Linked DNA regions of Homo sapiens: region 2 is linked to region 1. The links are chromatin contacts, found by Hi-C in ENCODE. All regions are on one chromosome and are shown on one strand. The core of a region is the stretch at or near the end of the contact, and the rest is flanking DNA. Distances in the headings are between cores, read along the strand shown.

The links. Hi-C counts contacts between places; a loop is a spot of excess contacts on that map. Pooled maps may share reads with other maps.
Region 2: a map with no recorded cell type shows a loop between it and region 1 (8-fold over the local background). The contact joins the promoter of ARHGDIB here to the enhancer-like site in region 1. A Hi-C loop is called at or near these places in 2 of 37 single-sample maps with no recorded cell type and 2 of 50 pooled maps.

Annotation. Positions count from the first base shown.
Region 1 is chr12:11,758,021-11,760,720 of GRCh38, reverse strand. The region is part of intron 2 of ETV6 (ETS variant transcription factor 6); the gene reads right to left. Among named protein-coding and RNA genes, the nearest start is that of ETV6, 110 kb to the right of the region's middle. RefSeq lists an enhancer at 2,046-2,095. Within about 2 kb of position 1,445, at least 15 of the 41 ENCODE cell types and tissues checked have a DNase peak (open chromatin) inside an H3K27ac peak, as active enhancers do.
Region 2 is chr12:14,960,343-14,963,042 of GRCh38, reverse strand. It overlaps ARHGDIB (Rho GDP dissociation inhibitor beta), which reads left to right and starts at 1,442. Exons shown (of 6, transcript NM_001175.7): 1 at 1,442-1,506. RefSeq lists an enhancer at 1,620-1,739.

The DNA of each region.
Region 1 (2,700 bases), core at 196-2,695:
CAAAAAACTAAAGCTCATTTGCAAAGATGAGCTACTTCTGGAAAACAAATGGGTAATAAAATCCTAACAATGATACTTCTCAATCAGAGCTCCATAAATTGCTGGATACCCCTATAATTTTTAAATGGTGCTATTCAACACCCTAAAACTTGTCCTAGGTGCTTTTAAAAAAGTATTGTTACATCTTCCCTTACAAACCTTCACCCTCCTCAGTGAACCATTTCAGTTAGTACCCCCACCCCAGAAGTAGAGAATTTAGCCTCAGCTGACCTGGTAAAATAGGGTATTCACTGCGTAGCCCTGTGCAGTCAACTTTCCCTTCTAGGTATCCAATCGTCATCCACCCCACATCTACAGTTCTTTATCCATTATCCGTACCCATCATCTGCATTTCTATTACTGGAATCTTACAGCCCCATTTGAGAGCTACTGGTATCCATGATCTGCTGGAAGCAGAAATGGAGACCAATGTTGAAAGAATGGGGTTTTGTCCACACACCCAAGATGGAGGCAGTAAATATTGGGGCAGTGTGACTAATTATACTTGGGAATTTACAGTCAGCATGTGGCCAGAGCCAGGGCCAGTTTAAATCTCTCAAGTCCTGCTCTACCCCTCCTTCAGAAGAGATCAGAAAAATGAACCACAAAACACTCACACATGGTACAGGCAACTGAGAATCAGAATCCACCCATGGCAACAGCAAAAGCAGCAACATCTAAACGTCGCTGCTAACGTTTACCTCTGATGAAGTTGTCAAGGTCATCCTGCCAGAAACCCCAAAAGTTTGAATTACTAATGTGGTGTAACTCACACATGAAGCAAAATGGGAGAAAATATCAGTTATTTGAGCATGGAAACTGCTGTATTTGTATATACTCAGCTCAACCAATGCTTTCTGATAATCAGAGGAGGTGAGAAGTAACTTAGAGAAGCACATTCAAGCCAACACACTGAACCTTTATCACACCTGCCAGAAAGCATTAGGTAGATACATGTAAGGGTGACTGTGGAGCTCATGGACAGGAACTCCTCAATCTGCGGAAACCCATCAAGACGAGAGAAAGACCACAGACGTATTGAGGGTTGGGAAAATCCAAGAGGAAGCAACGGACAGAAGAAAAGAAGAAATGGAAATAAAGTTTCTGATTTCCTGTTGCTGTTCAAGTTTCATAAAATGGACTGGTTCTCATCGTCTTTTATTTTTTAAAGGGTTCTCTTAGTCTGCTATAACCTTTCAGTGTTGAGTCTAGAATAAAGCTGGGCACCTCTGGGCTCACATAAATAACACAGAGCACCAGGTAGGGACAACCCATTGTCAACAGTTTCCAAATGTCTACTTCAGAACTCTGAGGAAAGGGAGAGCCCGTGACACTAATGAGGGGCCGTGCCATCTTCATCCTCCCCTCCCCATCCCCCACAGCGAAACCAGGGCCACTTTGTCAGAGCTGACGCTGGAGGAACTGCCTTAAATGTACACAGAGCTCACTGCATGAAATGTGAAGTGAAAGAAAAGGTCAGTAAACCTCTGGTTATATATTTTTTTTCTTAAAAAAAAAAAGACATCTATAAATAGCTGCATTTATTGAAGCTGCTTCCTTATCAGGAAGCATGGAGCTAGGAATTAACGTCTGCCTGCATCGGAAATTCTTTCAGACAGCAAACCCAAAAAGGAAATTTCCCTTCCAAAGCATCCTGGCTGTTCTGCTGTGGGCTGTTTTTGCTCTTCAAGCTGTTTGAAGCAGCTAACCAGGGCCCTCGTACAGCCACATGTGCCGCGGGGAAAGTAGAAAGCTTCAAGCATTTGGATGTAAAAAGTGAAGGCACCCAAAAGAAGGCTTAAGGGGGAACAAAGTAGAAAATGCTAGTGGCTGGTCGGCTTTGTTAGAAGTCATTACTGCTTTGTAAGACACTGACAGAGAATTAAATCTCTTCTCCTTGTCCTTGTCTCAACTCTGCTGGTGATATCACTGCACGTCACAGGCAGCTGTGAGGAGAGGCCATTTTTGGAACACTGATGTGATAGCAAAGGACAGGGGAGGACTTGATAGGTATTAGAAGAGTGGGGAAGGCTGAAGGAGATTCACAGATTCAGGCGAGAACGGGAAGAAAGTTCCAGACTGAGGGAGAGACATGTGGGTAGGAAAAGGTCCTGGGATGGAGTGCCCTAGAGCAAAACTGAGCCCCTGGAAATCACAGGGGATCGTTTGAAAGCAAAGCTTATTTCCATTGTGACTTAGGAAGATTAGTCTCAATAATACACAGACAGAACCCTAGGTCCTTTCTTTAATGAAACACACAGACAACGACATGTCTGCTTCCCTTGGCTCCTGCATGGGGAAGCCACCTCCTCAACAGGCTATTCACCATAACCGGAAACAGAAATGGAGCTTTGGTGAGCTACCTGGCCACTGCAGGCCAGGCACTATGCCAGGTGCTATACATAAATGAGCTCTGATACTTCTAAGAAGCCCTCATTAGTAGGTGTCGTTAGAAACTTGAGTCTTAGAGAGGTTAAATCATCTCTCTAATAGAGCCAACCCTGAAATTCAAGTCCATTCACGTCTATCCAGACCCAAGCCCTTTCTATTACCATGGTTTTTTATTTGGAGACTTCCAAAAGCAGTGAGACCCTGCTCCTAGAAGGGCACCCCTAGCAAAATGCTGGGGAATTGGGTACTGGATTGAGCCCACTCTCAGAG
Region 2 (2,700 bases), core at 193-2,692, 3.2 Mb before region 1:
TACAACATAAGTTCCACAGGGCAGCAGAGATGTCGCCTGCGGTCTATTGCTGCACAAGGGAACTAGAACAGTACTTGAAAGAAAAGAGGTGCTCGATAAATGTTATGGAATGAATAAATGTATCCCCTCTTGAGGGTGCAGAGCTATAGAATGTGTAAGTTACTGCCTTCTGTGTAAATTAGGGTTTGCTTTGTTTTTACAATAAAGTTATGTACATTGTTTCAAGGGCTGTATTCTGTCTATGCTATTTTAAAATTTATAGAATAAAGTGGTATTAGGCTTTTAGTATTTTTGCTCATTTTAATTATATACTATTTTCCTTTTCATATTTTTCTAGGCTAATCTCTTCTCACGTGAAATGACTCCCTTGATTATTCCGATTTCATTGACTCTAAGTAGAAGGCAAACCCTGTGGTATCAATTTACAAAGGGAAATGAAGAAGATGCAGTACATTTAGGTGAAAACAAAATAAACGTCAGTTTCTCCAAATTTGTGTGCTTAGTCAGATCTAAATATATTGATGTAGTGTAAATACTGAATATTGAAATATTAACCTAAATAAGCATTTATTATTGGTAACAGCTACGGGAATATACAGCATGAATGTGACTTGGCTGCTTAAAAACTGTTCCTCAGATGGTTTAAACATGGCCTCCGAGACTTGTTCCCATTTAAATTACTTCATAAACCATTTCCTCAAATATGGTACAAAGTCTATTTTGGCACTTGTTAAGTTGTCACAAATTCTGAGTTGGAAGACTATGAATTAATGAAGTTTTACTTCCTTTTGTAATTTCTTTCCTAGGTTTCATCAAAGACAGTACTTTCGCTTGCTTGTTTGTTTCATTTGAAGAAAAATCAGCCAAAACTATTAAAAACAATATTTGACTGTTTGTAGTGCAATACAAAGCTACGTCTTGAAATTATAACCAACAAAACTCCAAAAATCTGTTTAAGGACACATTTTTAAATTTAGGACCGTAGTATATGCAGTTAACAATCATCATTTCTTAGCACTCTACATTCACTGCCAGCAAACTTTCAACGTATCTGGTTGATAATGAAGCTGGCGGGGACCCAGTGGGAACAGAAGTGAGTGGTACAAAGTAAAGCCGATGTGAATTTATTGCTACTGGTTTCAGGCTCCTTACCTCCATAGGCTTATGCACTGCAATGACCTGATTATCAGAAATACCCTCACAATTATTCATAATACCCATAGCTATAGGCTCCACACTCTTGCGTGTACATTCATGCATCTCCACGTCACACGGGCTGTCATGCTCGCACATGTGCCATTAATTGACAAGAATGCTGCTCAAGTTGGCTGATCAAGAGATAGGCAGTGCAAAGGAACAGGATTTGAGACAGCCCAGGGTTTCCTCTTCAAGTAGGTCTAAAACATTTTTTTTTCTCATTGACTTCCTTCCTGTTCTAACTGCCAGTACTCAGAAGTCAGAGTTGAGAGACAGAGGCACCCCGGACAGAGACGTGAAGCACTGAATGTAAGTTCAAATACCTCGGGCTGGGGAGGCTTCAGGTGGGCACAGAGCAAAGTCGGAAACCTCTAGACGGGGCTACCGCCCTCGACAGTTTATTATTTTTTTAGAGGGGCAGTTCTTCTTTAAAACAAACTTTATGATAAGAAATTGCTAAGGAGGCTGCAGAGAAGGGGAAGTTAGAGGAGGGAAGGGTAGCAGTGACTCAGGGGAGGAGGCTTAAAAAAGGAGGGTACAGGGTGCGCTGCAGCCCAGGAAGTGCAATCCTGAATATTCTCAGAAGGGCTCTGAGAACACGCACCGGGAGTGCCTGGAGGGGTTTCCTGCAAAGTAGGAGCAGGCACCTGGCCAGGCTTGGAAGAAAAAGACTGTAGATCCAAAATGATACGGTCTGTGCTGGTGGATGGTGGGTTGTGCTGGGGTGGAGATATGTGGTTTCCTGTTTTTAAGCAGACAATGTAAAAAGACTGGTTGAAAGAGAAAAAAAAATGGTTCAAAGCTGTCAAATATTAAACTGTCTTCCACTAAATAATTTTCTGGTGATATAAGAGAAATGCATAATGAAATCCTCCCTTAGAGTGCAGGGGCTTTATCCCTCAAAGAGGAAGTATGGTATAGCACATTGTTATGTACTCATGAGTCATACAGTGATAGAATTTCTACCACTGACAAAGGCTGTGTATTAAATTCCTGCAGTCGGATGGGCAGATCTTTGCTGTTGTTGTCAAAAATAATAATAGGGCTGGGCGTGGTGGCTCACGCCTGCAATCCCAGCACTTTGGGAGGCCGAGGCGGGTAGATCACCTGAGGTCAGGAGTTCAAGACCGGCTTGACCAACATGGTGAAACCCCATCTCTACTGAAAATACAAAATTAGCTGGGTGTGGTGGTGCATCCCTGTAATCCCAGTTATTTGGGAGGCTGAGGCAGGAGAATCACTTGAACCCAGGAGGCAGGGGTTGCAGTGAGCCAAGATCACGCCATTGCACTCCAGCATGGGCAACAAGAGCGAAACTCTGGCTCAAAAAATAAAAATATTAATAATGATAATAGCCCTTTAGGTATGAGATAACTAACAGCAAACATGGAAAACACCAAATAACGTATTAAGAGACAGGTTTGAGAAAAATTCAAGGGGGCCCAGCTAGGACAGCTGATCAGTGGGCCTTCAAAATGTCAAGGTCTGAATTTCAGCCACCAT